2 separate regions of the Homo sapiens genome follow, and region 2 is linked to region 1. A link is an interaction called in ENCODE POLR2A ChIA-PET data of the cell type or tissue named here. Cell type or tissue: A673. All regions are shown on one strand. Each heading gives the region's core, and the rest is flanking DNA. Links, peaks and the distances in the headings are about the cores only.

Evidence for each region. ChIA-PET counts read pairs that join two places held together with the same protein. Peaks named below come from ENCODE experiments on the same cell type or tissue, not always from the same donor. Only the 100,000 strongest peaks of a DNase experiment are listed, where the experiment ranks them.
Region 2: POLR2A ChIA-PET joins it to region 1 with 6 read pairs; 2 of 35 experiments call an interaction of 5 or more read pairs at or near these places.

Annotation. Positions count from the first base shown.
Region 1 is chr9:124,148,843-124,151,668 of GRCh38, reverse strand. No RefSeq gene overlaps it. Among named protein-coding and RNA genes, the nearest start is that of NEK6, 110 kb to the left of the region's middle. In A673, for the core only: no CTCF peak of the experiment used is centred there; a DNase peak (open chromatin) is centred at 1,448; H3K27me3 peaks cover 672 bases.
Region 2 is chr9:123,224,066-123,226,891 of GRCh38, reverse strand. All of the region lies in intron 2 of STRBP (spermatid perinuclear RNA binding protein), which reads left to right. Among named protein-coding and RNA genes, the nearest start is that of STRBP, 43 kb to the left of the region's middle. In A673, for the core only: a CTCF peak has its summit at 1,203 (motif pointing right); a DNase peak (open chromatin) is centred at 1,241.

The DNA.
Region 1 (2,826 bases), core at 243-2,742:
AGGAGAAAGGGAAGACACGAAGCCTGGAGTTCTGAGAGAGACAGAAAAAAGATAAAGAGCAAAAGACTGTGGAAGTTGAACCTACAGGCGACAGCCCAGCTCTGTGCTCAGATGCTCCCTCAAGATCCTGCTGATCATTGTACCCAGATTCCCACAGGGCCCAAGTCTCTCCATTCTGACCAACATCCCAGCCTGCCTGTTATAATAGTTATAAACTAAGATAATGTCAGAGTGTCTGATTATATATGAAGGGAATATGATTCCAAGATGGGCAGGAGATCCCAGAGACCCATTTCAGCATGCTCTGTTCCTCCTTTCTATAGGGAAGCATCCCTGGTCTTTGACCCTTGAGAGTCTCTCAGCGAATGGAACTCAGAAGGCTGTGGGGGAGTCCTGAGCATAGATACCCAGAGGGAACAAGAAATGGTGTTGAGACTCATGAGATCAATGTCTTGTTGTGCCAGGCACAGAGGTCTATATTTGTGTTTGCAGTCTGAGCATCCTGCCAGGAGTCCAGATAGGAGATAGGTGAGATGGTGGTCAGGGGTTGGAGCATGCTCTGAATGTAGCCTCTTCTAAACTGGAGCTCCTCAGTATTCAAGGAAAACAGAGAAGATGCAGGAGGATGCTGGCATTCAGCATGGTCAGGACTGGAAAGACAAATGGAAAAGTAAAGCAGGAGGAAAAGAGATCAAATCAAAGAGCCTAAAGGTGCCTAGGTGCTTGCTCCTGGCCTGGGATGGAATTGATATTCCTAGGGTTGATCCCTTGATTAACATAAACAGAGGCATGCAAAGAGGTGTTGCAGTTCTGACTGGGAGAAAAGTCCATCTAGATTGAAATAAGACCACTCTTAGGACACAGACTGTCATAGATAATGGCAGACACCTGGGAGGATATCAAAGCCAAAATGGAAGTCCAAGGTCTCAGCTTGGTGGATTAGGGTTCAGGGAGCCAAAATATTGAACAGAAAAAGCAAGGCAGACGCTCAGTCATCTACTGGAAGATAATAGAGAAAACTGTCAATAAGTGAAGCACAAGTTCAAGCCTGCAGCAAGATATTTGCCAAATAACAAATATGAAGAATTAGTTAGGATTGTTGAAGGATAGGATTGAATTATTCAGCTAAGAATCATGATATTCTAAGGGTTAGACTAGCATTGGCAAATGCCTAGCAACCATTTCATGGCTCACTCATTTTCCACCTATGGAAATTAATTAATTAGTCGTTAATCAATCTTGGAATAATTTCCTGTTAAACATACACAAGATTTCATTTTTCTCCCCAAGAGAGCTCTTTGGGAAGCCACTAGCAGTCACTTATAGTTAACATAGGAAGATGAAATCATTTGATACCCTAGGGATATAGTACACAATTCTTCCCTGTGGATGTGACCTACAGGGTATTTATGAGCTCCCCAGGGTAAAAGGATTCTGTCATGAGGAGATCATCCCAGAGACAGCTTCCTCAGAACTCTCCTTGGTGCTGAAAATTGGTCTGCATTTCCCTACAGAGCCTGCCACTTCCCACCCTGCCACCGTTGTTGACATGGATCAAACTTCCCATAGTAGGTAGAGATACACCTTGTAAATAAAGAGAACCCAGACTTCTGAGGGATGAAAAGGATTTGGCAGTAAATAATTCTGAAAGGGATATGTTGGGAGTTGTTAGGAGGTAGGCTCTAACAAGGTCAGCACCCGGGTAACCGTGGGAGTCCATATCAGAGAAGCAATGGATGAGCACTAGAACATCCTTCAAATCATGAGTGAAGTTGAGAAGAAAATTCAAGGTTAACAACCTATAGTACCACTAGAAGACAGTGAAGATGGGGCAGGTCTCAGAGATAGGAAATCAGAACCAAATTCAGGCACTAGGAAAGGCAAGTGAGACAGAATCACATGGCGCCAAAGACTTAATGTTTGTGTCCCCCAAAATTCATACCTTGAAATTGTAATCCCCAATGTGATGGCATTAAGAGGTGGGGCCCGGCCGGGCACAGTGGCTCACACCTGTAATCCCAGCACTTTGGGAGGCCGAAGTGGGCAGATCATGAGGTCAGGAGATCGAGACCATCCTGGCTAACACGGTGAAACCCCGTCTCTACTAAAAATGCAAAAAATTAGCTGCGCGTGGTGGCGGGCGCCCGTAGTCCCAGCTGCTTGGGAGGCTGAGGCGGGAGAATGGCGTGAACCCAGGGGGTGGAGCTTGCAGTGAGCAGAGATGGTGCCGCTGCACTCCAGCCTGGGCGACAGAGCAAGACTCCGTCTCAAAGAAAAAAAAAAAAAAGAGGTGGGGTCCTTGGTAGATGATTAAGTCATAAGGATGGAGCCTCATGAATGGGATTAATGCTTCTATAAAAAGAAGACTCTAGAGAGCCCCCTCGCCCCTTCCACCATGTGAGGAAACAGCTAGAAGATGCCATCTATGGAACAGTAGGCATGTCCTCACTAGACACCAACTCTGCTGGTGCCTTGATCTTGGACTTCCTAGACCCCAGAACTGTGAGAAATAAATTTCTGTCATTCATAAGCCACCAAGTCTATGGTATTCTTTTATAGCAGCCCAAAGGGACTAAGACACATGGACATTGATGAAATTCTACTGGACAGATTTTTCTTGGTTCATGGATACTTATTTCTTCAAAGATACTTTTTAACGGGACATTTTGTCTTATTTTTAAAAATAATATATAGTTATTGTAGGAACATTGGGAAGAAAACAAAAGTAGAAATAAGGGGAAAGATATTGCCCACAATCCAGAGGCAATCACTGTTGTTATTTTGGCATATTTCATTCGTCTTTTTTCTTTGAATATTGACATACTT
Region 2 (2,826 bases), core at 173-2,672, 920 kb after region 1:
CTAGAACCATGAGCCAAATATATTTTTATTCATTATAAATTACCAAATCTGTGGTATTCTGTTATAATAGCATAAAATGGACTGAGACAGTGATACATTGCTCTTCCTCCCCACCCCGCCACCCCCTCACTCCCCAACACCGCTAAGCTGAAGCTCCATGAGGGCAGGGATTTCTGTTTTGTTTACAGATGTAACCTAAAGTGTCACAGTGCGTGGCACATAGTAACCATTCAAGATATATTTGTGGAATAAGTAAATGGATGGCTGTATGGCAGAGGTGGGGGTCTGAGGCAGGCCTTGAAAAATTTTGATTAGGTTTTGGGGAGAAAAGGACAACTTAGTTTCCCTTATCTTTCCCAATCTTCTCTTTTCTGTGCCTTTAGCAAGATCTCTTTAACCTTCAAGGCATGGCATCTGAATTAGAACCTGAGTTTGAATCTGCTTAGTATATATGTGACCTTGAGGAAGATTTCTGGCCATTCTTGAGTCCCTTTTAATAATAAAAAAGTCATTTTTATTGACGTATACTTTGAATATAGTAAAATACATTTTTTTTGAATATACGGTTCTATGAATTTTGACAGACTTAGTCATGTAACCACCATCAAGATATATCCATTACTACAAAACGTTCCTTTCAGTGCCATGTAGTCAGTTCCCTCTCTTCACCTCCTGCTCCTGGAAACCATTGATCTGATTTCTTAAGTGTGACTCATTTTTAGTCAAACCTCTTTCATTTAGCCTCTGTGCTTTCGAGATGCATCTGTGTAATTGCATGTATCAGGAGTGCATTTCTTTTTATTGCCCAGAAGTATTCCAGTGTATGGATTTACCACAGTTTATTCATTTACCAGTTGATGGATTTTGGGGTTATTTCTAGTTTTTGGCCATTATGAGTAAATTTGCTATAAACATTTTCATTTCTGTTGGGCAAATACCTTGGGTGTGGGAGCGCTGGATTGTATGATAAGTGAATTTAACTTTATAAAAAACCACCAAACTGTTTTTCAAAGTTATTAGCTTTTTTTCACATTTATCAAATGGGGTAATAGTCAAGACTTTTAGTTGTGAGCAACAGAAATTGAGTCTGGGAAAGGAACTTATGAACAGGGTGTTAGGTGGCTCACAGAATCTCTTGGAGGGCTGGAGAAATAGGCTGAGAAGTTAGCATCCAGGAACAAGATTCTAGGCACAGACGAGGTTGAATCGCCAATACCATCAGGGGGTGCTAGACACTGTAGGTAGAATTACTGTCTCTGGAAACTGGATGAAGCTGCTGTGCTTGCTGCTTTCACTTGCCAGAATAGATTTTCTGAGGACCCAGCTTCTTTGAGTCATTTGCTTTTGAATCACCATCTGGAGGTAGGCGCTGCCTCATAAGGTGGGGGATTCCCCAAACATAGGAAAGAGGATTCAGATGTGGGGCTGAAAAAGGAAATAACACGTGTATACCACAACCTCCAGAGGTGGCTGTGATTAGATAGAATAATTTCCATGGTGTCTAGGAACTTACTAGAATATAAATGCTAGTTTACTTTTCTGTTTTCCTTTTTCCCCATCTGTCTTTTGTAAGTAAAATTTTTGTTAAAGTGTAAAACAAACTACATAAATCATAAGTGTGTATAGCTTGATGAATTTTCTTGAAGTGAATTCATCCTTATAACCGGTACCCAGAAGAAATAGAACGTTGCCAGCACCCAGAAACTTCTCCCGTGTCCTCATCTTCATCACTGCACACTCCCCACTCCACCACTGAATCACTGGTTTTGACTAGTTTTGCCTGTTTTCAAACTTTATGTAATCAAAATTGTGTGTGTATGGTTTCTTTCTTTCAGCATTTCTTTCAATATTTGTGGACTTCATTTTTTGTTGATTTCATATTGTTTCATTGTGTGAGTATAACACTATCCATTGTACTATTGATGGACACATAGGCTATTTCCAGTTTTTGACTAATGCAAGTAAGTACTGCTATGAACATATTTGCACGTCCTCTGGTTTAAATATATATGTTTCTCTAGGTATGTAACATGGAGTGAAACTAATGGGTCATGGGTTCTGTGTATGTTCAGCTTTAGGAGAGTCTGCTGAAAAGTTTTAAGTATCTTTTTTTCACTTTCCACTACTACCAGCAGTACATGTAAGTTCCAATTGGTCACTTCTTTTTGACATCTTCCTCTGTTTTCAATAGGACTTTGTACCCCAGTATAGTACTTGTTTGAGTCTACCTAATCAGTTACAAGTATCTCTTTCCTATAATGTTATTAACTCTTTGAGGTGGGATTTCTTGTTTTGTCTTTCTCCTCTTAGTATCGAGTACAGGCCTAGAACACGTAGTAAATGCTCCGTGAAAGTTGCGTGAAAAGATGAATCGTGAGTATGTCTGTGGGTGGGAATTATCTTGGCATTTTTTAGAACAGAGAACTCACTGGTCTGACTGGAATTAGAAGTGATGGGAACAATGGGTGATAGGATTGAATTAAGTCAGGTGAAATCTGATTCAGGAGGTAATAGGTAGCCCTGTTTAGTTCCTGAACTGCGAGAGAGTTAATGAAAGCTGTTTTGTTCTGTGAGTGAAGAATTGTGTTTTTGTTACAGGTGTGTCCAGCTGTTAGGAAATAGTTACAAAAAAGATTTGGGCCCATGATTGGAGACAAGATTAGACAAGGCATGAGTGGGTGTGAATTTGGTTAGCTTAATCTCTTAGTTTTTAGTTTCTTTATAAAATGGGGCTCCACCTTGTAAAGATTAGAGCTAATATATAAATATGAGTAGATGTTTTCTTTTTTATTCACTGTGTATTTTGTTTTGTGGCATTTGAATTTT